7 separate regions of the Mus musculus genome follow, and regions 2, 3, 4, 5, 6 and 7 are each linked to region 1. A link is a loop called in an ENCODE intact Hi-C map of the cell type or tissue named here. Cell type or tissue: gastrocnemius. All regions are shown on one strand. Region 1 has its middle 92 kb from the start of Map3k7. Region 2 overlaps Bach2 (BTB and CNC homology, basic leucine zipper transcription factor 2). Region 3 overlaps Bach2 (BTB and CNC homology, basic leucine zipper transcription factor 2). Region 4 has its middle 18 kb from the start of n-TGccc3. Region 5 overlaps Map3k7 (mitogen-activated protein kinase kinase kinase 7). Region 6 has its middle 9.4 kb from the start of n-TGccc3. Region 7 holds the start of Bach2os (BTB and CNC homology 2, opposite strand).

Region 1 (4,000 bases):
TGTTTGTTTGTTTGTTTATATGAGTACACTGTAGCTGTCTTCAGACACACCAGAAGACGGCATCGGATCTCATTACAGATGGTGTGAGCCACCATGTAATGGTTGGAAATTGAACTCAGGACCTCTGGAAGAGCAGTCAGTGCTCTTAACCGCTGAGCCATCTCTCCAGTGCCCAAACCTGAATCCTTTAATGATAATACATTTCTCTGTTGGCAGCTGAGCACACACTTAAAATGTGCACGCACATGCGTGCACATACACACATACACTGAGATGTGCACCCCCACCTCCACACACCTTCACATGTGCACACATACACACATCCTTCTACACGCATGCATACACTTACACCGCCCCCAGCCACACCCAATCACACACACTCCAACAATCTGTAGTCTCAGAAAGTCAGTGACCATGAGCTATGATGACCACTAGATGGCAGTCTAGAAGCCACTTTCAAAATTGCTTACCTGTTCAGAGACAAATTGGGAGTGACGTTTTAAATAAGAAAAGGAAAAAGAAAGCTAAAAGTGAAGAAATGAATGGAAAAAAGAAAAAGGACAAGAAAGGAGACTGGAAATGTATCACAGTTGGTACAGTACTTCCCTAGTGTGCTCCAGCCCTGGTTTGATGCCTAGGACCATGTAAACCAGGTTATTGCTGTAATCCCAGCATTAAGGGGGTGGAGGCAAGAGATCGGGAGCTGGGAAGGGAAGGGAAGGGGGAAGGGGAAAGTGGGAAGGGGGAAGGGGAGAGAGGAGGGGGAAGGGGGAAGGGGGAGGGGAGAAGGAAGATCAATCTACTCTTGCCAAAGTTATGCATTTCCAGGGAATAAAATAAGCTTGCAAGTACCCCAGATCAGTATTTAACCAGGAAAGACGGACTCTCAAAGGGAAGGGTTTCCTCTAACCCCTACCCACAGTGCTCTCATCTTGTTCTGACACAGACTGGTAGAAGCAAGTCATGAGCACGCACGTGGGTACCGAACCCAGATGAAGATGTGCAGTTCTGGGCTACATTTCCACGAGTGGGACTAACGTCAGCAGGCTTATGCTATCTGAGCTTCCAAAGGATTCTAGGATCTAAGCAAGCAGGGCTCAACCCAGAGGCACTGAGGAGGAGGGCCACTCCCCTGATGAGAACCAGAGTTGTCAGAACTGAGTGCAGAGATCAGATTTTCCCAGCCCTTTCTCTTTATCTGGAGCACAGTACCCCGTCCACCCCCACCCCAACCCCACCCTGAGCACACACACACCTTCACTTGGGATCAGAGCCCAACCATTACTGAATTCCTTGGTCTTCAGGCTGGCCCCATCTGACCCAGTGTCCCCTGGACTGGAACTTATAGAAGACTCCTGTTTGGTGGACGTGGCTAGGCATACCTGCATTTGGACTTCATCAAAGCATTCTGAACTAGAACTTAGGATCGGTAGGCACAAGGGACAGGATTCTGTCACAGGGTCCTGTGTTTTATATATGTATGCATTGAGACAACAACAGTTTTCACTCAGGCAGACTCGGTTTAAAATTCAAGTGCTTGGAACAAGCGCTAGTTGTTATTGAGTGAATGAGGTAATCTTCATAGAGAGTTCGGCACAGCACTTACTGTTTATGTAGTACGTACTAATACTTATAATACTAATAATTATAACTCTGCTTGGGGCATACGTTCCCAGAGTAGCTTGCTCAATTACCCTCAGAGATGTTCTCCTCTGGAACAAGGTTCTTAGGATCCAGTTGGGGGAAATTTTTGCTCCTAGAGAGAGAGAGAAATGGCTCATTGCTGAAGAATGCTTGCTATTCTTCCGGGGAATCCCATTTTTCCGAGAGATTCTAATTTAGTTCCCAGCACTCGTGCCTTGCTGCTCAAAACCTCCTGTATCTTCAGTTCCAGAAACGCTAGCAACCTCTTTTGCTATCCATGGTCACGCACACACATGTGATGTACATACACACAAAAACATACATTTTAAAAATCGCTTCTAGGAAATTCCCTACTTCTGAATCGGGATTTTCCTTTGAACATCTGGTCCCGACAGGGAAGTGATTTGGATGCTGGTGACCTGGATGGAGCTCGTAGAATGAACCCACTGATCCAGGGTGCCGGAAGTCAAGCTTTTTTCTCAAATCCCTATAGTCAATTTCCCAGAAGGCTCCACGGTGTTATCTCCCCAGCAAAACGATGAAGCCTCTGGAAGGGGCTGGAAGTGCAGTGGAAAGTCCAAGTGGCCCAAAACATCGAATCAGACACCAGAAACCCGAAGTTATGGAAGACAAAAAAGAAACAAAAACAAAGCCAGCCTCATTAGTAGCGCTGGCTGTCGCTACCCTGTCAATAAAGGGCCTTTGAAAGTCTGTGCTTGTACTGCCATCTAGTGGCTAGAGAAGGCATGGCTGGAGCCGGTAAGGTCCCGGGCCGTGCTATGTGAAGGTGGTTCATCTTCCTCTTGAAGAATTTATGGATAGGCATATTGTCGGAAGCTTTTAATGATTATTCTCTAATTTTGCTTCATAGTGTCTGCAAATCACTGACAAATTTGTATGAGAATCATAGAACAGGGGCAGTTTACGCATCCGGCGGTCCAGTTGGGGTCTAGTTGGCAGAGTGTCTTTGGGGAAGGGAAAAAGCCCCGTTTCTCTTGGAGCACGGGAATCCGCAGAAGCAACGGCGTTGCCTCAGTAGCTCCGTGCTGGCCTAGCGTGAAGGAGGCCACTCACTATCTCCAGGTAACATCTTTGTGTCCTCAGCCCTCTGGTCTCTGACTTACTTGTAAATGCATGTCCCTTGCTTCCCTTTTAACTCCTGCTATCACGTTTAAAAATCCCTCATTTGAGTCCTGAGGGCTAGCAGAAAGAATGGAAACAGGCAACCTCAGGAAATAGGAGGTTAGGGGGACCCCCCAGAATATACCAGAGACCTGGGAAGTGAGAGACTCCCAGCACTCAAAGGGAGGGACCTTAGATGAAATGCCTGACAGTAGGGAGAGGAAACTTATAGAGCCCCCCCTCCAGCAGGAAGACAGGACATCAAGTGAAAGATGGGGTTGCCATTCCACAGTCACATCTCTGACCCATAATTGTTCCTGTCTGAAAGAATTACAGGGATGGAAATGGAGAGGAGCCTGAGGAAAAGAAGGTCCAGTGACAGGCCCAAAGTGGGATCCAGCTCAAGGGGAGATCCCAAGGCCTGACACTATTACTGAGGCTGTGGAGCGCTCATAAAAAGGGACCTATCATGACTGCCCTCTGAAAGACCCAGCAAGCAGCTGAAAGAGTCAGATGCAGATATTTGCACCCAACCAATGGGTTGCTGCTGACCCCTGTTGTTGAATTAGGGAAGGCTGAAAGAAGCGTAGGAGAATGGTGATCCTGTAAGAAGACTAGCAGTCTCAATTAATCTGGACCCCTGAGATCTCTCAGATACTGAACCACCAGCCAGGCAGCATACACCTACTAATATGAGGCCCTCAACACACATACAGCAGAGGACTTCCGGGTCTGTGTTCATTCAGAGATGATGCACCTAACCATCAAGAGACTGTAGTTTAGACGTCAGGTGGGGTGGGGGATGGGGACATTCATGTGGAGACATGGGAGTGGGGAGGAGGTGTGGGATATGAAACAGTCGGAGGGGGGATGAAGGGTGAATAAAACATGGACTGTAAAAAAAATGAATTAAAGAAAAAAATCCTTCACTTGATTTCAGGGAAATATTCCTTATCTGCGGAGGCTCTCTGGATTTTAGATGCGGGCTCGTTCTCTTGAATCACTGGCCCTAAGACTATCAAATAGCGCTTTCCATGGGCAGCCTTCTCCTCAGTGGTCACACTCACAATGAGAGTTAGGCTCCAGTGTCACAGAATCTGGGCCCTGTACCAAAGTGATAGGTTCAAAAATCTCCCCCATGTGTTAAATTGCCTTTTAGGGCAATTTAAAACTTTCTTATATTTACTGACTTAAAAAAAAGAAGAAGAAAATTCAAGCCTGAGACAGCTGAATG
Region 2 (4,000 bases), 480 kb before region 1:
TATACTAGAAGTTTACTAAACATATGCACGGTGAAGACGATTCTGTAAATTTCAGAGGACGATAACATCAGCAAAAGGTCACATTTTCCTATCAAATCAAATACTACTCTACTGGACTGAAACCACTAGATCATAAAGAAATGCTCACTTTGTATTTTTTCTGCATGAATTCTGAATAAATTAGGTAACTTTTATAAATAAGATGTTACTAATTAACCAGCACAAAATATTACTTGAACATTCATTATTCTGGGTCATAACGTAAACTTGAAAGCAAAAAAAAAAAATTCTATCGTGGAGGAACTTAGACTGTGCAAACGGCACATGAAACAGGTGTCTCAATGTTCGCCCACACCATTGTTAAAGTTCCTGGGACAATAGATGAGAGGAAGAGCGTGAGTGTGTTCTCTAACATATTAAGCTGAAACAGAAGCAGGCTGCGTAATGAGAGGGCACAGAACTAACACAAATCAGTCACCGCTCTGCGCACACAGGGACCCTGACCTCAGTAAAGACACAAGAACAACCTCGTGGCTTTCTAGGAAAAGACCTTCCATAAACACCCGGAATGAGTGTCTTCCTTCTGTCTCGAAAGAGGCAACAGAACACAAAGGGCTTGGCACCTTGGGAAAGCCAGGCACTGCGCACGACACCACAGAGCAGAGCAGATGGGTGCTGAGATAGGACACACTCTGCCAGAGCTGCAGCTCAGAGGGCAGCAGCCTGCGAGCTCGTGGGAAAGTGAAGGCGCGGAGAGTGAACTCTGTAAACTGAACTGTCCTGTTCTCAGTCTGCTAAGTTGGAAAACTTTAGATTTGGTCAAGCCATCCTAGGTCAGCATGAGAAAGGAAAGGAAAGTAGGAAAGACGGTATGGTTAGCAGGCAAGATATTTTGGAAAGCAACACACGGTGAACTGGCAGGATTATGAAGCGCCTAAGAAGAAGCCATGTGATCAATAAAAAAGGGAGCAGGGTCAGCCTTCGGAAGACCAGTGATGTCCTGGCTCTCCTCATGAAGAGTGCGGGCTATAATGCTGTCCCTCCATCACCAGGGAAAGCCCTGTGTCCTGTCTCAGGCCCGTGTGCCTGAAAGGATGCACAACGTGGCCAGGCTCTGAAGAGCATTCACATTCCATCTTTGGGTGGGAAAGGTGCATAGTCCTGCTCCTCACCATGACATAGGCCAGCTGTTACAGGACTTTGTCTGGTGCATGTTAGGAGTAGACTATCAGAGGGGTTATTACTGCACTAGACTGGATAATGAGTAACCAGCATACATGGTTCTCTATGTCCTCAGGGAGACATTGTAAAAAGGGTAGTTATCTAGTGCTTTTTTGGGCAATGCCTCCCCCCCCCCCTTTTTTTTTTTCTGGGAAGCATTTCATCCCTTAGAAAGGATGCCAGGCTCATGTCTTCCCAGTGCCAGCACCGCCCCTCCTCACTCAGTCAGGCTGCACTGCAAATATGAAGAAAAGACTTTGTTGCTGGTTTCCCGTGGATCTTCTAATAAACCGTGCTGAGCTGGCTGGTGGCTTTGTTCAGCTGCTCAGACCCCCACCACCCAGTCGGTGCCAATTCTAAGAGCGTGCTCTTCTTGCTAAAGGCAGGCCAGGCCAGGAGAGGGAGCAAGAGAACACAAGATATTCCTATATCTGGGTCACAAGGAAAAGTCAGAGGGTGAGGTTGGAGAGGCAAACTGCCTCAAACAAACATGTAAAATTCAAACTGTGCTTTCCTGGGGGTGGGGAAGGGACTCTGAGCCTGTTGTTTGTCCATCACCTAGAGGATATTTTTTCTTAGCTGGTTACTGGAGGCTGGTTTTTAATGGTGACTGGATTGTACTGGAAGAGGATTTTATGAGTTGCCAACTTGACCAACAAGTAACCCCTTAAGACAGACAGACACTCTGTAGTTCTCCTGGCTCATTGTCACCACAAGGTACAGTGATTCTGGAGCGAAAGTGCCAAAGGAAGATATGTATGGATTAGGTTCATAGGCTGAGGTGTCACTCACCCAGGAAAGGCTATGTGTCCCCTACAGGGACAATGTGGGTGACAAATAACTTTACAAAGTAGAGTACAAATCACTTCCTTTAACAAATTCATTCCAGCCATCTTCTGTGGTTCCATTGTAGGGGTGGGGTGGGGCGGGGCAGTGTGTGTGTGTGTGTGTGTGTGTGTGTGTGTGTGTGTAGGGGCCGGGAGAGAGGGAGATATGCGCACATGTGCGTGCGCGCGCACACACACACACACACACACACACACACACACACACACACACCAAAAAAATGAAGAAAGAGTACCTCGCTAGTGAGGATCTGGACTAACGAGACAGGACAAGTCAGCAGATCTTACAAGCTAATAACAGGTAGGATGTAGTAAGAATAGAAAGCTGCTGGTGGAAGGGTATCTAACCCCGAGGGAGTGGTTCATAGGCTGCTGGAGCTGGCAGAAAGCAATGTGCAATGGCACAGGAGAGACTAGGGCACAGGGCTTGTGGGGCAGGACTCCGGCAGCAGGGGAGGAGGAACTATGACGCTGGAGAGGAGGGAGCAGACCCAAGACTGGAAAGGCCATTCTCAACCACAAAAGAGGTTGGCAGGCCATGGGGAGGCACTGCAGTGTGCCATGCAGGCGAGCATTAGGGAGATCACACTGACTGCATTTGGGGACCAGCCTAGGCAGGGACAAACCAGTTACGGAAGTCCAGGAGAGCTCCCACTGTGGTTGGAACACAGGCAGCACTGGAAGAACACAGGGAGGCCAGGAGGAGGAAGAGTTGGCAGTCGTAAGAACAACCTACCAGCCAGTTCAAGACCTTGGATGGCTAACGCAACTCCCCACTGCTCCTAGTTAACCAGAGTCACAACCTGGACACAGCACTTACGGAAATGAGTTCCAGCTGGAAACCATGTGGGCTATTTTTACCATGTAGTGGCTACAACAGGAAATATACAGAGATTCTCAAACAGCCAAGGCAGGCAGGTGATGGAAGACAGGGTGCAGTCCTGTAGCCTACAGATTTCTTGAAGGACCAGCCGTTAAGGTCAGTCACTCATTCTGTGCTCCAGGGACTGTCGGACACAGGAGCCGCACAAACAAATGAAGCAAAAGCTCCCATGGAACTCGAGGATCCCCCTCTTCCCTCTCTCAAAACTCCTGAGACAGGGTCTTACTGTTTAGCTCCGCTGCTGTGGGATGCTGGGTAAACCAGGCTGACCTCAGACTCAGGGAGACCCACTTGCTTCTGCCGCCCAGGTGATAAGATTAAAGCCATGTGTCATGAACCCGTTCTTAAACGAAAACATTATACAGATGAGCAGAATTTAGGCGAACTAGCACAGTGAGATGATATGTTGAAGGCAGCCATCGCCAGGGTTGAGAAGAAGGCAGGGGAGAGGCAGCTCTCCTGGGGCAGTCTGTGCCCCGGAAGCGTTTTCCACCAGCCGCTGTGTAGAATTTGACCTCCACACTGGGCTTTCTGTCTCATGCCTCCCTCTCCAAGGGAGGTGTACTGAATCCAGTAGGTCAGCCAGGGTGGTCTCCCATCTCAGGATGCTCTTGTCATAGCAGACCCCTAGCCATGTAGGGTGCCACCTGCATTGGCTTTAGGGACCAAGGACACAGGCAGCTCTGGGGTGTGTGTGGCCCTGCATAACACAATGATTACTGTCACATTCCTGAGGTGTCAGGTGTCTTTTGGGGGACCCTGACAGAAGTAGGTTTGTCTAAGTTTAGTTACCCAAAAAAGCAAGGTCTCCAGTAAGTGACCTGAATTGAAGAGAGGCATTTGTGGGTGAAATGAAAGAAACGTGGAGATGATTTATTCCAATTTCAGGTGTTTTCTCTTACCATTGTAAACTGCTCTTCAACTTCTTTTATTTTTTTTCTCACATCATTCCTTATATAAAACTACATTCCTAGTTTAGGTTCACGATGCCTTCTGTGTGGTTCCTGGGGACCATGAGCTACAGGGGATGCCGTTCCCCAAGGGTGTACAG
Region 3 (4,000 bases), 500 kb before region 1:
ATCATGGAAGAGGGGGCAAAAAAATGAGAAAGAATCCTGTAAGATGCCGCCTTCTGGTCATGAGATGGCCACAGCACTCATGAACCCACAGCAGCTGGACTTACACAAATCCTATAGGAGATGAAGTGGGCCAATAATTCTAGTGTGGATGGGGGACAGGGTCATGTGGGTGGGGAGTCATTTGTAACGGATGTCTGCTGAGGAAATGGGAATCACTTTTTTTTTGGGAGGTGTGGCCATTAGTATGATTCTCATGCTCCTGCAGATGTGGGCGGGGTCCACATGCATAGGGTAGGGTGGGTATGTGGGTGGGCTCCATATGCACGGGATGTGGACAGCACTAATTGGACTCTGGCTTAGTGACAACAAATAAAGAAAAGGACACGAAGTCAGGAAAGGTTGTGTTAGAAGGATGAAGGGAAAAACAAGGAGTGGATATGATGAAAATACACAGTGTGAAATGATCAAATATAAGTATTACATTTAAAATGGGCGTTGAAGGACTGAAGAGATGGCCCAGTGGTTAAGAGCATTCATCTTGTAGAAGACACTGGCTCAGTTCTCAGAACCGACATCAGGAGCTCAAACCTGCTTGAAACTCCAGTTCTAAGAGATCTGACATCCTCTTCTGGATTTCACAGGCACCAGCACACACATGGAAAACTAACACACTCTCTCTCTCTCACATACACACACATACAATTTTTAAATGGGGGCTGGGAATTTCTATGGGTCTAAGAACACCCTTTTCTACTTAAGCCACGCAGTTGAGGCTTTGTTGCTGAGTTTCGCAGCATATACATATGGCTGTGGCGGGGAGCTCATTTGAAGGCTGATCAGATGAAGTGGGAGATGTGGGGTGACTTGCCAGGAGGGCTTGTATACTCCTCAATGTCTCTTAACTACAGCCTTGAAAGCATGGACACCTGCATCTCCAGAGGCATCATGGGAACTTTGCCAGTGCAGGACCTGGGAAGATGAAGGTAGTGTGGATATACTTCTGGATATGCTTCTTAAACTCAGGCTGCTGGCCACGCCTGTAGGATGCACTTCCCTAGCAAAACACTTGTCAGGTAAAGCAACACTGTGACTGCTCGCTTTCCATCTCCACAGTACAACTTTCTATTCTGCAAGACAGAGGCTGTTTTATCCCAGACATAGCTGTTATATCTTTGTGGTCTGTTATATCTTTGTTTATTGCTAATGTCTGTCTTGATTTTTTTTTGTCCCTAACACCTACTTACTTAGTTAAAACTAACTTGACCAGACAAAAATGTAAAAGAAGTATATACGTTTTAAAAAGTCTCTAGAAATTCATGAAAAATGAAGTATAGTCTTAATTATTTTCCATTAGTTTAAAAACAGGCTAAAAATTTTTTTAAGAGCACTTACTCAGGGCTGGGGCATAGCTAGTGACAGAGCATTTGCTTACTATGTGTAAGAAAGTACCCCTGCCACCACAAACCAAAAAGATAATGCATCAATACTAATTTTTATACGAGTGGTGGTATCATTTTTTATTTTATTAAAACATTAGTGCCCAAAATAAGGGGTTTAGTTGTCATATTTTCGTATATTGTCTTTCTTTTTTTTTTAAAAAAATTTCTTTGTTTCTTCCTTCCTTCCTTCCTTCCTTCCTTCCTTCCTTCCTTCCTTCCTTCCTTCCTTCCTTTCTCTCTCTCTCTCTTTCTTTTAGTTTACATATATGGATGGGTGTTTTGCCTGCTGTAAATCTACGCTCTACTCAACTGTAATACCTATGGAGGCCAGAAGAGGGCATCTGATCCATTGGGATGTGGAGCCTGCACGGGTGCTGGGAATCAGATTTGGATCTTCTGGAAGAGCATCCAGGGCTCTTATCTGCTGCGCCATCTCTCTAGCTCCTTTGTTGTCTGTCTGTCTTTTCTTTCCTGCCTGCTTTGTTGTTGTTGTTGTTTTTCGAGATAGGGTTTCTCTGTATAGCCTTGACTGTCATGGAACTCACTTTGTAGACCAGGCTGACCTTGAATTCATAGACATCTGCCTGCCTGGAGCATTCACCATCATACCTGACTCCTTTGTCTTTCTTAATCTCTTCTTCCACTCCTGTTCCCCCCTCCTGTTGGTGCCCTTTTTTTCTACATGTCACACATGTTTCATGATCTCATGTACTCTCTCTCCACACACACACACACACACACACACACACACACACAGAGACAGACATACACACACATGCATTCCATTTCATTGCTATTGTGACTCATGTAGCAACAGACATGGATGTGGTAGGATATAAAATGACAGGACACACAGGACACAGCGTCTTTAAGGAGTATACCAAGAATTGTTTAGCTGGGTCATATGGCAGTTCTATGTTTTCAAGTTTTCTTTTAAAAGAATTTTCTATTTATTTTTATGCATATGAGTACGCTGTAGCTGTACAGATGGTTGTGAGCTTTCATGTGGTTGTTGGGAATTGTATTTAGGACCTCTGCTCACTCGGATCAACCCCACTTGCTCCAGTCAGCCCTGCTTGCTCCTGGCCAAAGATTTATTATTATACATAAGAACACTGTAGTTATCTTCAGATGCACCCAGAAGAGGGCATCAGATGTCATTAGGGTGGTTGTGAGCCACCATGTGGTTGCTGTGATTTGAACTCAGGACCTTCAGAAGAGCAGTCAGTGCTCTTAACCGCTGAGCCATCTCGCCAGCTGTTTTCAGGTTTTAAAGACATGTTCATGATGATTTACATGGTGGCGGCACCAAATTACAAGTCTACGGCCTCACCAACATTTACTGTTATTTGTCACACCTAATCTTAACTTTCTGTTGTTAATACTTGTCTTATTTTCTCCCCAACACCTTATGCTATACAAGTACAAAACAGTGAGGTTGTATGTGTTAGACTAATTAACCTTGCTACTAGGATGAATTTATTAAGGCAATCAACCTTCTGATCATTTTAGTATAATTTAGACAAAAGTGTAGTGGCTTGAATGAAAATGGCTTGAATGCTTGGTTCCTAATTGGCAGAACTGTTTTTGAAAGGACTACTAGGTATGGCCTTGTTGGAGGAGGTGTGTCATTGGGGGTGGCATTTAGGTTTTAAAAGGCTGTGACAAACCTGATGATGCTGTTTTGGGGGAATGTGTAGGCTCTTAGGTTTCGAACTAGAGAAACATTTGAATGCTGTAAATGGGGCTTAATGGACCATCCTCACAGGAGCTTGGAAGTCAGTAATGCTGAGAGCAATGTGGCAGAGTCAATATTAGCAACCGAGCTAGAGAAGATTCTTGTGGCATTTTGATAAAGAATGCGGCTGACTTTTGTCTTTGTCCTAAGAATCTACCTGAGGCTAATTATAAGAGTTTTGGATTAATGGTGTTGGCAGGGGAGATTTCAACACAACCTATGATTGGTTGTGTCACATGGTTATTAGTGATCACTCTTATGCAGATTTACAATGAAAAATAGCAAGCAAGGCAAAAATACAAAACATACAATTTGAGGAGAAAAAGAATACAAGGGAGTGAATGTAATGTTGGAGCCATGTCTTGTGCTCAAAGAGATGAGAAACTTAGAGAAAAGCCTGATGCTAAGTGGAATAAAGGGAGTGGTGAGATCCCCCACCCCCCAGCTAATCCTACAGCCCCTGAAAGGAAAAAGCCCAAGGGATTTCCTCCACCTAAAAGGAAACTGTAAGAGAGATCTTATGCAAATGTAATTCAAGAAGGGGGCCAGATTCCAGCCCAAGGAGGTAGCTGAACTTGGTAGCATTGGCCATGTGGTTCTGGATTCAGAGTCATGAAGGATACAGGATAAAGATGTTTCAGAATCTTCCTTAGACATTAAGGAAAGCCACTGAGGTCAGGTGTGTGTCAGGGGAGACCCTGCATGGAGAGGCCATTGCATGAAACTGCTAAGGTGAAGCCTGGGTTATGTTGATGACTCCAAGATGCTGGAGATGAGGGAGGCATGGGATACCTGCCAAGAATTGCTGATGACAGGGCATGCA
Region 4 (4,000 bases), 190 kb before region 1:
CTCAGCAGCTTTGCATCATCGTCTGGGAGTCTAGGATGATCTGATCAACTCCCGTCCACAAAAGGAAGTTTATGTAGCGACCTCAGAAAAAACAGCATTTCACACTTTCTGACGAAAAACCCAAACCGGAGCTATGTAAACAAAACAGGCAGAGGGAGTCAGCTAAGTCAGGTGACAGCATCTTCCTGACCCCAGGCTAGGCGCTTTGTTTTTGTTTTCACATCAATAGCCAGCAACAGATATAAACAAAGGCTGTGGTCACCAGGGGACGACTTCACTTGCTAGTCACACCCCCTTACTGGCCCTGCCTCCTGTTTCTGCTGCCCACAGAGGGAGAAATGGGCCAAGTGTCTGTAATGCCAAGGAAGTCCACTTCAAGTTTTAAAAAGTCCTTGAGGGGGTGCTAAGTCGTTAACAGCAGAATCTCTCCTTACCCATTTGTCTGGGTTTGAAGATTCCCAAAACAATAAAGTGAAAGCCAATTCTTCCAGAAATGAGGTTGTGCCCTATGCTGTCCCTGTAGAGGCAGACATGTGCCTGCTTTTCCTACCAGCCAGAGGCTGTGCTGGGGAGACAGAGGGAAGAAGAACCCAGCCAGTTCACAGTGATCACAGACCCAATGACAGCCGACCTCCCACCCTCCCCAGGCCATGCTGGTCCTAAGCACCGCAGGCAGAGCAGCCAAGGGAGCCCCACAGCCCCGGCACATGAGTCAGCAAGGGGACTGCTGACTGCGCAGCACTGTGGCATGTACAATGCAGGGTGCAACAAAACCGGGACACACAAGAATCTCTGCACGCATGCACGCGCACGCGCGTGCGCGCGCACACACACACACAGACACACACACACACACAGACACAGAGACACACACACAGATACAGAGACACAGACACACACACACAGACACACACACACACACACAGACACACACACACAGACACACACACACACAGACACACATACACAGACACACACACACACAGACACACACACACAGAGACACACACACACAGAGACACAGACACACACACACACCACCGCCGCCCACTTATTACTTTCCTCTGTTAGAACAAAACATGCAGATAATCTACACCCTGGCTCAAAAATAAGTAATGACCAGTAATAATCAGGAGTGGTAATAAAAAAATTTAAAAAAAAAACAACTCACTCTCCGTGTTTCAATGTGTGGAACAGCTGCATTCAAATCTCCTGAGCCAGTTAATTTTAACTGGCTTTAATTTTAACTAGATTTAACTGCTTTTCCTCTCCTCTGACAAATCAAAATAGCTGCCCTATCGACCACAAGAACCGGTAACCGAAGCACAGTTCCTGTTTTTCGGAAGAGACTTGCATTCAAAGCCACATAGGAGGTGTTTAACATATGTGGGAATTGAAGTGTTGAATGAGGGAGACTGAAACTCAGACACGAACTCAGGCCCCATTGGCGGCTTGTACAGGACCATCTCATGCCAGACTCTGACCCACGTGCCTTCAGTTCTGCTCTCTCATTTAACACAGAATCCCAAAGTCCACGTGGAAGGTCTGGAACTCAGAACGCATTTCCTCAAAGCCAAGTGCAATGTGCCCATCAGGGGGCATCTCAGGACAGACCACAGACCACTCCAGCTTAAAAGTGTGCACTGGAGGTTGTATAACTTACAAGTGGGAAATACTACTGCAACAACGGCTCCAAGAAGAATGAAGACAGCCCCCAGCCCCACCCCCAACCAACCGAGTCTGGGAAAATGTCTAATTAGCAGAGAATGAAGGACCAAGTCTACTACGAGACTTCCGCACAAAGGGAAAAGAAAAGTATTGATAGTTATTCTCAATTTTAGTCCCAGGAGGAAGAGGATGAAGGGAGGAGGAGAACAAAGAAGAGAAGAGAAGAGCTGGTGACTAGGGAGAAGAGGTTGAGGTAAGGAGGAGAGAGAGCAGGAAGAAGGGGGAGGAGAAGGACTCAGGAAGAGTTGAAAAAAGGAAGAGAAGGAAAGGGTTCTGAGAGCTGTGGAGTCGGGGAAGGGACGATGGAGGTATATTTACCCTCAGGAACTAGAGCGCACTCTCCACTGAACTACCCTTGGGCAGAAAAGCCTCTCCACACCCTATATCACGGATGAGAAAGACCGAGTCCAGCACAGTTCCAGAGGCTGGCACTAGATGGCGCCACCAACTCAACATAGCATGGTTGCTGGAGGGGTAGCAAGCAACTCTGACTTCATCCCCCAGGAGTTGTTTACCAGGCAAGGGCTTTATCTAAAACAAGCACTGCTCCCTTAACCAGTCAGCCTCTCTTCATGTCCAGAGAGCACCACTGTGCTAACAGAAGAGGTCAAACCAATTCTGAAATAATTTCCTCAGTCCATTTTTATCAATGAAACTGGGGGGAGGGGAGTGAAGAGGATGGTGGAAGAAGTTGGGTGCACGGCCTCCCCTCACCATAATATTCATGAATTCAAGGATAATTTCAGAGGATGTTTGCCATTAACTGACAAAAATCCCAAACCCTTGGCCACGTTGTTTCCCCCTTGAAGATGAGTTTAAATGTCACATGACACACCTGTGACAGGCAGAAGAATTCAAATCCAGCGTCTCACAGGTGAAGCTCCCAGAATAACAGATCGTGGCAAATCAGCCATGTTTTACATCTTCATTTTACTGTGGTTGTGTCCTCTGATCAGCCTGTCTCCACTTCCTGCCGGTGCTGAGCTCCTGACGAGACCCCCTCACTCACCATGGCACAGAGACCATCAGCTGATCACCACAGTGGAACATTCCAGGCTTCCTCTCTTGCATACTTCTTTGCCTGTCTCTCGCTCAAATGCTGACATCTCACCGAAGTAGTGCACTGGGTATGCTGAGCAACCAATTTCCTCCTAAAACGCTATTTATACAATCCCTTTCTGATACTGGCTTGAGGTCAGAAGGGCAGGAACTGGCTATCACACCAGGTGGCCAAAGGCAACAGAGTGTAACCTGGAAGTGGCTGCAAGAGGATTCTGGGAACTGATGGCAACATGCCTGCCTAGCTTCCTTACAATTCTGATAAGGACTGCTGTCCCCAACGCTCGTCATCCCATGGAATGTGTGCGAAGGAAGGGTTAATTTGAAATGTGTCTACATTTTCCTCTCACTGAATGGTAATAATATCTTTCACAGATAATTTCTCTTTTTTTCCCTTCAGTTTGACTCTTCAGGGTTTATTCATTTGCATAATATGGAATCTTGAACCCATATAGATATTCTACAAATCAATGTGAGTAATTCTCCCACTAAATCAGCAGCTTTAATTTAAGCTCATCATTGTTTGCATAGAAATCTTCATGCACTCATCTGCCTGATTTTTTTAATCACTTAAAACCTCCAACACTGACACACTAAGTATCTCCGCATTTAGCTATCTCCAAATTTTGAACTCATTGCTAAAAAGAAATGAGCCACAGTACATTCATACGCTCTATTATTTCCCAAACTGAGCCTTTCCCGTGCACTTAAGGTTCAGCCAGCCCCAAGAATGCCTCTTGACTGAAGTGTCAATTTGCTGTCCAGTCCAGGCAGAGTGGCGCTGAGTAAGCACACAGCCGTGACCCTCACAAACCCCAGGTAACTGGGACACTTGCCAAGCAGAGTCCTTCAAACCCATTCAGATCTCCAGCTCAAAGTTGCAACATGCTAATCTGGCAAGATAATCTCTTCCTGAAACTGCCTCGAATGGGGACAAAGGTCACTACTTTCTCTGTCACTGCTTGCTAACATTCCCAATTAGGAACGCTAATGGAATTGGTCGTGAATGCCATTCTTCCTCTAGTGTAGAGTGCTCCCAGGGTAGAGTGCTCCCAGGATTAGAGGAATCATTGCTTACAATTTTTATCCTCTTCTCTCACCAAAAAACCTCAAATAGCAAATTCTTCAGCCATCAAGAGGCCGGAGTGTGAAGAACAGAGTTAAAATCTGAGGATGGAGAAACAGGATCCATGTTCCACCTCTTTATCTTTGG
Region 5 (4,000 bases), 83 kb after region 1:
AGCAAGCAGGTCAGTGATTGCCTTGGGATAAGGATCAAAAAGGAATTAATGTAAACGGTATCCTGCCAAGGTGGTGATGTGTTTGAAAGTTGACTGTGATGGCTGACAACTGGGTAAATTCACAAAAATCAATAAATCACACTTCACATGGGTAAGCTTTATGATAGGTAATTAGCTTATTACTTTTAAAAAGTTATAAAAATACAGACCAACCATATGCCACATTATTGCTAAAACTAATGGCTATCACATGGGCACACTGCTCTGTCAAGTTCCTCTATTTTAAAAAATACTTAGAAAAATCCAAGTATTTTTAAAAGCATTAAAAAGCAAAAATGAAAATTAGCGTGGTATCTGTCAGATCAAAACCATTAGACTGTTACTGTGAAGGGCACTAGGTTCGCACCTTCATCTCCAATCTCCTACCTTCTATGTAGCTAAATGCTATGGCAAGGTCCTTTCCTCAAGGAAAGGTCCACCCCACTCATTACATCTTTATAGACTGTTTGCTAGTTGGCATTGAGAGAGTGCTCTGCCCACATCCCTCTTTATAAAGCCTCACAAGGAGGTGCTAATGTTCTCCTCATGTTACACGTAAAGCACATGGCTTTAAACATGCCAACTCACTCTCTCAGCCGTACACAGGTAACAAACAGTACAGGACAGTTAATGGTAGGCAACCCAACACTAGAATACCAGTGGTTCTAACATGTATGGCACACTTCATATACTAGGATCAGTTATGTGCTCCTTAGGTGTGAGTCCACTTAAGACAACTTATTATATAAAACTCAACAACAAAGTTGGGCATAGCTAGTGATCGTGATCAAATAGTTGTTCTTCAAAATCTACACTGGGTCGATCACTTCCCAAAGGGAAGAGGAGACACTAGGGCAGGAGCTGTAGCCTGGGGTACGTGAACTAGCTAGTCAGGCTCCAGTTCCACTTCATAGGCTGTGTAAAGCGTGTAACTACTTCTCAGTCAGTGCTCACCACAAGATGAGCACATTCTGGTGGTGTTTTCCCCCAGATTAGCACAAGTAATCCATTTCCATTTGAAAGGTAAGCAGTCATAGGGATGCAATTTAGTCACATTACACAGTAAGAAAGTATTCCGAGGCAGGATCCGAAACCTACAGCTTAGCATTACCAGCACATGCTATGGTAATTCATACTCAGCTTAAAGGTAACAAGGCTGCTTAGATGCAAAGTCCCAAGTAAGCCTGGCTCTTTTGGAGACTTTTTCCATTTCCTGGTCTTGGCCATTCAGAGACCATCTTGTTTTCCAAGCCTCAAAAAGAATCCAGCACTGGTGATTCATGCTCAGCATCCAGTTACTTTAGGAAGATTTAGGAATTGGCTTTGGTTTGAATATGTCAGTCTTTATAATCAAGCTTACTGTTAGGTGTCCTGCTCACTGTTAGGTAAATTAACATCTGAGCTTTTTTTTTTGGACAGTAAAGCATAGATGTTTATATTTTCTTTAGTGAGTATCTATAGAGTTCCTAAGTTATTTTCCTTACTGAGTGTCTATAGGGTTCCTAAGTTATTTTCCTTCATATCTATGGAGATAAGAGTATCTAATAGGGGGTTATAGAATCAGGCTCTTCCATAAACATTATAAAACAACACCCAGAGTTGGGTTTGAATTAATACAAGGAGCCAGAGCACTCATTTTTCTCACAGGAAATTAGCAGCAAACAGATCCTACAAGATTTCAACTTCATGGTCATAATCAACTTAGATGATACACACGGATCAGTCTGCCTAAAGACATTATCATTAACTATGAAGGAATGATTATAAAGCATTAAGACATTCAATACACTTCAATCATGTGCCCACAGATTAATCAGGGCGAGCAGTACTTAGCATTATTAAGAACGTCTGCTCTGAGTGTTATTTGTATTTGTGGATTCTGTACTTGTCGTAACTGTGTCGAGTAAGCATGACCATCTGTGATCCTCAGGTGCCACCTAGTGATGAAATGACGACTCACTCTGAGTTTTCAACTTCAAACCAGGGGAACTAAATGTGAGCAAATAAATACATGATAAACTCTCTTTTGCTGTGAGAAATCAATTTCACAAAATAATCTGAAATAAAAATGGTCACACTCCTATCTGAGAACCCCATGGCCTCAAGAAATCTCCATTCTCATTTGAGTCATAAGTTACTTCATATACACACTGAGGTTAACAGATCTTAGATGATAACACAGGAAGGCAAGTTGTCGAAGTTGCTGAAATGTCTGATAGAAATAACTGTCATGGTTTTATAGGAGTCAGTATAATAGCATGGAGCCAGTGCTTAAAGAATTATATTTCTTTAGATCATAAAGACTTCTCTTTTTTTGCATATGGCATTATTAGGAGTAAAATATTAGCTGTTAGAAGTAAAAAGCAAAAAAAAATATATATTAAGAACTGACTTTTTGTGAGATGAAAATGAGACAGGGAAGAAATCCAAGGCTATACAACAAGACTACTTAGATTTCTTTTTTTTTTAACACTTTTTTTTAAAAACACTTAGAATGCCAAAGGCAAGCACTCACAATACACTAAAGACCTCAGCAGCCTCTCTTTCCCCACAGGCTTGGAGATTCAATGGCAGAAAGCAGTTCAAACTTTCTCCCACCCACACTCTTTCCTTTGATTAGCAGAGGCAGACAGCCTGGCAGACTGTGCTCTATAAACATGGGCAGCTACAGAGGCATAAGAACACTGATAAAGAATATCCACACCAGGCTTTACCCCAGGCTACCTTGGACCCAGTTGAACATGACAATGATTCAGAAAAAATCTTGCAAAAGGAGTAAGATAAGTGAAATTAAAGTCTGACCACAGGTAGGAGGCGGCTACTGTGGGGAGGGTTGAGACCTGAAATGGATTCATAGCTGTTCAAACACAGACCTTAACGCAAAGTGCTTGAGTGACTTTCTGACGATCGATGACAGCCAAAGGGAAAGCCAAGTCAGGAAGCATGGAGAAAGGTCTTTCTTCAGTGATACAACTGAATTGCCAACTGCATTTCTTTAACCCTGAAATATCTGAGTACCTAGTACATCCAGCTGCTGTTTCTGAGGGACTGAATGTTCTTTATCTAAACGGACAGTACCAAAGCGGAGGAGCCTTAGAAATAGAAAATAAGCTATGGCTCACAACCATCTAATTTTCAAAGCATCATATTCAACAGGTTAACTGTTGGAGAAGGGATTTATAAAAGGTTTTCACCCTTTCAGAAACAGGAGTGACTGGGATGATAGAGGCTTGCACATGGAGGGGTGAGGGGAGTCTCCAAAGGCAGCTACCCTCAATCTTTTCCATCCTTGTCTGCTTACTCTACTGAGGAGTTCATGGCTTTCCCCCTTGGGTCAAGTTGGTCAAGAATTGCTTTTATCAGTAGTATAGTGAACTTCCAGGAACCTCAAAATCAGGGCTCAAGAAGCTTTAGCAGTTTCTATTTTCTTCCTCTTAGAGCCCAACATCATGAGATAAAGGCCCACTTGATACAGAAAGGCCTCATGCAGGATGATTGGGCATTTGCTGGGTATAACTGATGACCAAGCAGACAGAGACACTACTCTGTCAGGCATGAAGAAGCAACCTTGGATGCCTCTGTTCCATGTGACAGTAATATGTATCAAGGCACTGGTTTGGTTTCCACCCAGCGGCAAGGGGCTGAGGTACTTATTTTACATATCAAAGCAGACCTGGCCTCCAGGTTCTCCCAGCAACTCTCAGTCTCTATCTGGCATACTCTGCCCGCCTCCTTGAGCTCTTCCCTCTATCCTTCTCTCTTCCCATGGTGACTTCCCTGGCCTAGTTCCTTGGGGCCAGTGAACTTGTCTGAGAGCAGCTTCCCAATAAACCCGCCTATATATAATCTAATCTGGCTTGAGTTGCCTCATTTCCTCAGTGGAGAAATAACCTATCACTACATGGACTTCTGGAATGAAATCAGAGGAACAGAAAGGTATGAAAAGAAGTGTTTGGCTATA
Region 6 (4,000 bases), 180 kb before region 1:
CTGTAATCTGAACCTACTTTTAAGCACTTATTATTACCCTCCATCAGGTGGAAACATTTCCTCCCATCACGGCAAAGTGCATTTTCCTGATGAACTGTAATGGATCATTAAATTCCATATCTGAATAACAATACTTTGCACTTATTCGGTGCCTTTCATCCTGGGATTTCAAGGCAGTTTGCAAATAATTAAGCCCCTCACACAGCAGCCAGAGGTGAGTGGCTGGAAGGGAATTGCCTGAAGATTCTGAGTCAAAGGGCATAATTCAATGGAAAGAGAATACACCGCAGCCTCCCAGGCAGCCTCCCAGACACCGGTAGCACTGAAAGTAAATTAGGGGCTATTTGATTCCCTCCGACTCTTTCTGCCTCACTCTTGCTCGGTGGCAGATTCTGACACACAACACACAAAGCACTAAGAACTACCTACCAGGGGTGCTTACAATCTAGCTAGGACACTTAGACATCATACACCTGAGGAGGAAAACAGATCTGTACGAACTGACATTCCAACCCCCTTGATAGTCAAAGAATTTATTCAAACATTTAGATTACCATGTGGCAAACCTGAAGCCCTTTAAAATACAAAATGTAAATATTAACCAAACTATTTTATGGTGGCAGATCTCGTTTCTGGACCCTACCCACCTTCATTTGAATGACTTTGGGTTTCAAACATAGCAATTAGTGCCAAAGTGGGTGATCAATAGTTTTAAAGTACAGAACAGGAGAAGCCATACAAAGTTTTGTGGTGATTATAAGCGCCTGGAAAACTGAATTACAATAGAGACACTGACAGAACGTTCACTGGAACAGTTTGGCTGCAACACTGTGAATTGGCAAGACTAATTCTAACAAGATGTCTTTTTTTTTTCCACCACGTTTATTACCTGCAAGAATGAAAAGGGCCGACCACTGGCAAGCTGTTAGAGGCTCAGGATGGGATGACCTCACATTTTAAGCAAGTCGCCCGCTGCCTTGCAGAAATAGCCATCTCTTCAAGAGGAGGGGCATAAGGCAGTTCAAGCTTAGCTTTTCTAGTCAGCCTGAGCTTTAGCGGCACAATTTCCTACATGATACATTTTAATGATCTGAGAAAACCGTTATCAGAGTTAACATCTCTAATTTTACTCTTAAACAGACAAAAGCAAAAAGAAAAAAGAAAAAAAAAGATCTCATTAGGCAGTATCTCCGCCAAGGTTCCCACTAGGCTAGGAAGCATTTTTATCTAAAGTAATTACCCTTTTTAGTTAAATACACTCAGCAGATGAAATTAACAGAGTGAGAGACTATGACACTAGACAGCGAAGGTGAAAATCCAGGAACGCGTCGCCTGGCCGCCCACAAGCCCGCTGCAAGTCGCAGTTGGGTCTCTGGGGTGGGACGCTCCAGCCCCTCTCGTTCCAGGAGGCAGCGACAGCAGTGGCTGGACCCGCGGAATGCGAGGAGCATCTTGTTGGGTCACACACAAAACCACCCGGACCACAGCCTGGCAGGAACTTCGCCCAAGTTGCCAAACTTGCATGAATACAAGAGGAGGCTGGGGAGATTCAATGTGCCCACGACCCCGGGGGCCTGGGATGTGCGGCTCTTCAGACACGCGCCGCCCTGCGGGCTTCCTCTAAGTTCCGCAAATCCTCGCCCAGCCCAGATGCTGAATCAAGTCCTCTCTCGCGGGCACCTGGGGTAGTCCATGAGCGCCGCCCGCCGCCCTCTCGGTGCCGCTCGCTCCTGAACACCCGGTGGGTGGGTGAACTGCGAGGGCCGCGGTGCGGGGAGGTGCAGCGAGTTGTCCCTTCCTTAAACTCGACTCTTGGGTGGAGCCCTGGGGATTGAGAGACTTGCACACAGGTGTGGATGTGTGTTCTAGGGCCTTGGGGAGAAGGCGGTTACAAGGTGTCCCCTCTTGGAAGCCCTGAGCTCCCCTGGGCACGTCTGCGCCCGAGGACCGGGGCTGCCTCTTTCTAGCGCCCGGCGCGGTCATCCGAGCCACCCTGCGGCGGCTGACAGCTGAGCGCACAGCCACAGAGCCGCAGGGCCACAGAGCCGCGGTCTTCGCGGAACGGCCGCGCGCGGGGGTGCGGTGGGCAGGGAGGGACCAGGCCACCCGGAATGGCCGGAGCGCGGGCTGGGGCCGGAGGCAGGGCCATGGGTCTGACAGCTGCTGCGGCTCCGGCGGCGCTGCTCTCCCCACCCGCCCTCCCGCCCCACGACTGACTTATTACCCTCGGCTCCTCCTCCCCCTGCTGTTCCAAAACACCCGGCGACGCGAGCAAAATACAATGCCGCCTCGCCCGCCGTAAACAGGCAGGCGGGAGAGCGCGCCCCGCCGCCGCGTCCTCCGCTCGGCTCCCACCCCTTTCCCGTTCCTAGAAAATGCCATAAGGCGGCCGTGGGCGGGGAGCGGCCGTTCGCCCTCCGGACTCGCTGCCCGCCGCGGCCCCACGCCGCCCGCTGCCCCGCTCGCCCGCTCCCCGTGCAAACTTGCCCCGCTGCGTCGCCTCGGCCCCGCGGCCCGGTCGGGCACTCACCTTCCCGGGAACTTTCGTCCCCCTGCGCCGGTCCTGCCCGCGTCTTCCCAGCCCGCAGCCCCCTCCCGGCCGCCGGCGTGGTGGGCGGTCCTGGGGTCACTGAGAGCAGGCGGAGGGGATGCGCATCACATGGCAGCTCGCTCGCTCGCAGCCCCCCGAGTCCGGGAAGGGGGAGGGGAGCGGCGCGCGCGGCGGGGGCGACGGGGGAGAGGGGGGACGCGGGCCGCGAGGGAGGGGCGGCGGGCGAAGCGGGGCGCAGGGGCGACCGCAGCCCGGTGCGCGGCCGCGGGGCTGGCTGCTGAGGCGGCGGCGGCGGGGCTGCTGGCTGCGCCGCGCGGCTCGCGCTCTCCCGGAACGCCCACACTCTCAATCGCTACATTGTTGACATTCGGCGCTGACGTCACCCGCTCCCCATTCACAATAACTTTACGGGAGCGGGGCAGCGCACCTCCCCGGCCGCTGGGGCGCGGTACGCCGGGTGACTGGCGTAAGCTTCTCGGCGAATGGCGCTCTCGGGGCTCCGGCTCCGGCTGGCGGGCGCGCGCTTCGCCGGCTGGCTCGGGGAGGGGGCGCGCCTCTCGCCGCCGCGGACGCCGGGCTCCAGGCTTTGTGCGGGCCGCGCGGCCCGAAGAGCCCTGTCTTCCCCGCCCGGATGACTTCCTAGCTCCGCCTCTCTTTGCCCGGGCCTTGAAAGTCAGGGCTTGTGGGGCTAGTGGGGTTGGGAGAGCTGCGAAGGCCAGTGTGGCACGTGGGGAGGTCGCCAGAGCCATGGGCACTTCATCAAAGGGAAAGCCGACCTGGAACCTGACATTCCGCGGCCGACTACAGCTTCCCTGAAGGAGCTGGACAAGATGAGCCATGAACCCTGGAAAGCTGAATCAGGCCCCCTTTTATGGGAAGTGGGCCTTGAGAAGAGCAGCTCCCTACCCAAGAAGAGTTCTTTAAAGGCCTACCCAATGGAGGGGGACCTCCAGCCACCAAGAGCTATATATTTCCCAGTCTAAAAGATCTTAGAGTTTCTTTCCATCTCCTTAACCTCAACTTCCACTGAGTTTCCACAGCTGTCACTTGCTTGCCCCTCTGAATGCTGTCAGGTTGCTGTTGCCCCTTTAAGCCACCATAGGCTTGGTGTCAGGTAGTTGAAAATTTAAAGAAAGTAATTAGGACTTAGGTTGAAGGTACATTTGCAATAAAGTAAGGTTGTGTTAGTTGCTGTGCTGGTGCCTGCAACCTCACCCTTTGCCAAGGCCAGGAAACTGCCATGTTTCCCTAAGCACCTATAACTTGCTCCCCTACCCTGTGTAGGGCAGCGTTTCATATTATTACACGTGGTGCTGGCTTTTAATGAAGATTATAAAACTTTGGCTGGCTCTACTGAGAGAAGGATCATAAATCCCCCTGTAAAATGGGCATTGGCATATGCCGAGGAAGCCAGGAAGCATCGCTCTGGGAGTCTTGTGATACCATCCA
Region 7 (4,000 bases), 520 kb before region 1:
CCATGCAGGAGCTGGGAGTTGAACCTGGGACCTCTGGAAGAGCAGCCAGTGCTCTTAACTGCTGAGCCAGCTCTCCAGTCTCCAAACCTCTTTTTAAGATGAGCAAGTCATGGGAAGTACTGAAAGCAAGTAGTGATTAATACTTCTCTTATTTCCAATACAAGTAAGATGAAATATTCGTATAACCAAACAGTACAAACACACACAAGTCGGCCAGCCTGGTGGTGTATAGCTCTAATCCCAACACTCAGGAGGATTGCCATGCATCTGAGCATAGCATGGGCTACAGAGTAAGTGGGGAGCCAGTCTGGCCTACATAGTGAGACCTTGTCTCAACACACACACACACACACACACACACACACACACACAGATTATAATGTTATCATTTCCTGAGGTTCCTTTGAAGCAAATGGCATTAAAAATATTGTAAACTGTGTTAGTTCTTCCAATGTTGCAGAACTTTTGTAAGAAAGACCATGGTTTATCAAAGCCCCTGCTACAAGACACACAACCGGAATTCAACAAAATGGCCAAAGTGATCTTCTAAAGACCGATGTACAGATGGGGAAGGAAGACTGAGCCCAGCACACCTTGAAGACACTGCAGAGATGCACCAGTCAGTGAGAGTCTTTTTTACTCACACAGAACCCAAGGTGACATCCTGGGTAGGAGGAGTCAGAGCTGGGCTTTAGTTCTCACACAGGAGAGAGGTGACATCACCCCTCTGACCCTCAGTGTCCTCGTGCAAAACAAGGTACGCTTCTCAGGTTAGTGTTATGCTAGGCACTTTGTCAGGATATGGTTTTTAAAATTACGTTTTCTTTTACAGGGTAATTCTGTTATTTCTCTGACACGATGCATATTCCTTCCTTCTGATAAACACCTTGCTGGACGATGTCATGTGTTCTCGAAGTTAAGCCTTGAAGGGCACTGAGACTTGTACTTTGTCCTGTTTCACTGGCTGCTCAGTAGGGCAGACCTGGCATCTCCAGCTCACAGCACTATCCTGCCAGTTCTGTGAATGGAAGCATGCTCATTGCTTATGAGGTTTTATTTAATTATTCTGAACTCAGTTCACTCCTCTAGCTAGACAGGCCCTGGGAATGACACTCAGTTTCCATGCTTAGTGGCTGCCCCTTTTACCCGAGGAACCACCTTGCCAGCCCAGAAGTGAATTCTTGAAGCCACTGAGACCCGCAGAGGACTGTAACCCCAGCCAACACCCGATCTGAGCCAGAAATGCTCATGAGGGCCAGCTCAGTTCCTGACACACAGAACGTGTGAGAGCTGTTGAATGACCACTGCTACTGTAAGCCATTAAGGTTTAGGCACGATTCCTACTTTTAAGTCCTTCACAAGTCAAGGTAAATATTTTTAAAAGAGAGGATGGCAGGGGTGGGAGAGATGGCTCGATAGTTAAGAACACCTGCTATTCTTCCAGAGGACCCAGGTTTGATTTCCAGCACACACACACACACACACACACACACACACACACGAACATACATGGCAGCTCACAATCATCTGTGGCTACAGTTTCAGGGAATCCAATACCCTCTTCTGGTCTCTGTTGGCCCCAGACACACACGTGGTACAGACAGACATACACACAAACAACTATAAAATAGAAATAAATAAATAAAACTCCACAACAATGAAGAGAGGATATCACAACTCTGGAGGTGTCTTCTCTGTTGTTTAATTTTAGTATGTATTATTTTGTAAGAACGGCAACTATGGAGACCTGATGCAGGGAGTGGTCCTCATCTATAAACACAAGAAGTGAAGGTATGGAAATTAGGAATTCAAGGTCATCCTTAGCTACAAACTGACAAACTGAGTTTAAGGCCAGCATGGGCTACTGAAGACCCTAATTGTTTTGTGTGAAAACATTGACTTTGTGTCTGATGCAGAAGCTGAGAGCAAGCCCAGGCTCTCTCTCTCTCTAGGGCCTTGTCAGTCTCCATGGGGTTTGGAGTTCAGGTCGGTGACATTTTTAAAAAATGATTTATTTATTTTATATATTTGAGTACACTGTCACTGTCTTTAGACACATCAGAAGAGGACTTCAGATACCATTACAGATGGTTGAGAACCACTGTGTGGGTGCTGGGAATTGAACTCAGGACCTCCGGAAGAGCAGCTGGCGCTCTTAACCACTGAGCCATCTCTCCAGCCCCAGGTCTGTGACTTTTAACAGCTTCTCTCTGCCCTTCCTTGCTAAGGCGGTGCTGATGGTTTGGGAACTTCTGCAGTTACATCTGTTTCTGCAACTCCTGCACAGTTATGACCTCAGCAATCTTAGCACTTGGGAGGAGGTGGAGGCAGGAAGATTAAGGCCACCCTCAGAGGCCTGTGGAGTTCCAGGCCAGCCCAGGCTATTAGACCCAGCTCAGGTTGCTTAGGTTTTTTTCTCATATTCAATTTCTTGGCTTGGCCAGCAGATGGCAATGTAAGCCTAAATGTCATGTGCTAGGCTAACCTTTAATACTAACACCAGTCAGAGAGGCTAAACTTACAAGTGTATGTCAGTCAGGTGTGTTGTGTTACACCTTTAATCCCAGCACTTGAGAGGCAGAGGCAGGTGGATCTCTGAGTTTGAGCCTAGCCAAGGTTAAATACCGAGAGCTTGTTTCAGAAAAACTCAACCAACACCCCCACCCCTGCAAGAAACCAAAAAATTGAAAGCGGCCACATTAAATAAAGTAAAAACAAAACAAAACAAAACAATCCAGGTGAGTTTCATTTTAAGAACATGTCATTTATCCCAGTGTATAAAATATTTCTAATGTAATCTATACAAGTTATTTACAAAAAATTCAATGATGAAAAATTAAAATCTAAAGCACATTTTATTGTTCCAGTATTGTTCCACAATTCAGATGGGTCCCCACAAAAGGCTTGCTAGACATGTGTAGGACGTGCCCAGGAATCTTACAGATCTCTCAGGAAAAAGAGTCACTGGAGAAAGCATGTGGGCCTGGGTTTATTGGTGAAGAAAGCAACTTCCTGTTAGGATTCAGAGGGTGGAGTGTTGAGTCTGTGTTCTTTAAGAGGTCAAGGGTATGGCTAGTCTGCCCTGAATCTGGGAGTTATCTGTTGGTTGCATCAGATAGTCATGAGGCTCAGTCCTGGTATTTGTGCCCAGTTGATCACCATGCACAAAGGTAAGCACACTAAAGAATCATTTGCCTTTCCTAGGGCCGGGTGAAAATTCTGTCGGGTTACTTCCTAGCTGTGCACTTACTCCATGTGGCACTTACTATGCCTCCCATGTGGTGAGTGCAGGCAGGACAAATGGCTCCTTTGCAGGCTGTTGGAAAGGCCTTTGCCTGTGGGGCTGTTTCTCCTAGGCTTCCAATGATACAGTGCACTGTTTATCTCCATTTTCCAAGCTTTGGATAACAGACACTCAGATCCTAGATGGTGCCCCAGCAGCACACAGGTCGTCAGTTGGAGACATAGCACCTGGGCATCACAAAAGCTGTGCACCCTTGGGGCTCAGGGGACTTCTATTTCCACTGACAGCAGAGCCATCTTACTTCAGCTCCAGACTGTATTTGCTTACTTGCAGAAAGAAAACATGCCACAGAGCAGATCACAAGGAAAGTCTAAAGGGCTTCCGCACCGAGCGCTACTGTATTTAAAGCCATCTAGACAGCAAACACAGACCAGGTAGACAGGATGGAAGGTTGGCGGGGGAAAGGGAAAATCAACAATGGCAGTGTCAAAGTCCTTGGAGCAAAAGCAAACCACACATGGAATTTCATCAGGGATTGTTGCAATCGGGCTTCGTTTTTAAAGACGGTCAGTGGAGAAGAAAACAGTCAGCCATACATCTTCTTCTCTCTCAGGGGGAAGGGAGCCCTCACTCTTGTGCTGGGTTCTGTTTGTAGATCTGCTAGCCACACAGCAAGGAGGAACTTACACTGACCAGCAGGTGGGAGCACCTGCCTTGTTCCTCAAGGGATGCGGAGGCTCAACCTCAGCCCTCGGC

Evidence for each region. A loop is a pair of places that touch in the nucleus more often than their neighbours do. Peaks named below come from ENCODE experiments on the same cell type or tissue, not always from the same donor. Only the 100,000 strongest peaks of a DNase experiment are listed, where the experiment ranks them.
Region 2: a loop joins it to region 1, with 8 times the contacts of the local background. A loop is called at or near these places in 17 of 42 quality-filtered maps.
Region 3: it touches region 1 in a loop (5-fold over the local background); 23 of 42 quality-filtered maps call a loop at or near these places.
Region 4: it touches region 1 in a loop (5-fold over the local background); 34 of 42 quality-filtered maps call a loop at or near these places.
Region 5: it touches region 1 in a loop (3-fold over the local background); 6 of 42 quality-filtered maps call a loop at or near these places.
Region 6: it touches region 1 in a loop (2.3-fold over the local background); 32 of 42 quality-filtered maps call a loop at or near these places.
Region 7: it touches region 1 in a loop (11-fold over the local background); 35 of 42 quality-filtered maps call a loop at or near these places.

Annotation. Positions count from the first base shown.
Region 1 is chr4:32,053,687-32,057,686 of GRCm38, reverse strand. No RefSeq gene overlaps it. Among named protein-coding and RNA genes, the nearest start is that of Map3k7, 92 kb to the right of the region's middle. In gastrocnemius, CTCF peaks have their summits at 427 (motif pointing right) and 2,382 (motif pointing left); DNase peaks (open chromatin) are centred at 374 and 2,375; H3K4me3 peaks cover 1,079 bases; H3K27ac peaks cover 546 bases.
Region 2 is chr4:32,535,870-32,539,869 of GRCm38, reverse strand. The region is part of intron 2 of Bach2 (BTB and CNC homology, basic leucine zipper transcription factor 2); the gene reads right to left. Among named protein-coding and RNA genes, the nearest start is that of Bach2os, 34 kb to the left of the region's middle. In gastrocnemius, CTCF peaks have their summits at 1,604 (motif pointing right) and 2,625; DNase peaks (open chromatin) are centred at 684, 1,590 and 2,665; H3K4me3 peaks cover 395 bases; H3K27ac peaks cover 1,802 bases.
Region 3 is chr4:32,549,321-32,553,320 of GRCm38, reverse strand. The region is part of intron 2 of Bach2 (BTB and CNC homology, basic leucine zipper transcription factor 2); the gene reads right to left. Among named protein-coding and RNA genes, the nearest start is that of Bach2os, 20 kb to the left of the region's middle. In gastrocnemius, a CTCF peak has its summit at 1,767 (motif pointing right); a DNase peak (open chromatin) is centred at 1,775.
Region 4 is chr4:32,246,626-32,250,625 of GRCm38, reverse strand. It overlaps a transcript of Bach2 not described here. Among named protein-coding and RNA genes, the nearest start is that of n-TGccc3, 18 kb to the right of the region's middle. In gastrocnemius, a CTCF peak has its summit at 2,156 (motif pointing right); DNase peaks (open chromatin) are centred at 287, 657, 2,159 and 3,603; H3K4me3 peaks cover 822 bases; H3K27ac peaks cover 808 bases.
Region 5 is chr4:31,970,322-31,974,321 of GRCm38, reverse strand. The region is part of intron 1 of Map3k7 (mitogen-activated protein kinase kinase kinase 7); the gene reads right to left. Among named protein-coding and RNA genes, the nearest start is that of Map3k7, 8.2 kb to the right of the region's middle. In gastrocnemius, a CTCF peak has its summit at 1,985 (motif pointing left); a DNase peak (open chromatin) is centred at 1,963.
Region 6 is chr4:32,237,620-32,241,619 of GRCm38, reverse strand. It overlaps a transcript of Bach2 not described here. Among named protein-coding and RNA genes, the nearest start is that of n-TGccc3, 9.4 kb to the right of the region's middle. In gastrocnemius, CTCF peaks have their summits at 1,704 and 2,990; DNase peaks (open chromatin) are centred at 1,660, 2,125, 2,627, 2,996 and 1 more place; H3K4me3 peaks cover 2,571 bases; H3K27ac peaks cover 2,450 bases.
Region 7 is chr4:32,570,754-32,574,753 of GRCm38, reverse strand. All of the region lies in intron 3 of Bach2 (BTB and CNC homology, basic leucine zipper transcription factor 2), which reads right to left. It overlaps Bach2os (BTB and CNC homology 2, opposite strand), which reads left to right and starts at 3,092. Exons shown (of 5, transcript NR_026843.1): 1 at 3,092-3,170. In gastrocnemius, a CTCF peak has its summit at 2,440 (motif pointing right); DNase peaks (open chromatin) are centred at 1,197 and 2,430; H3K27ac peaks cover 330 bases.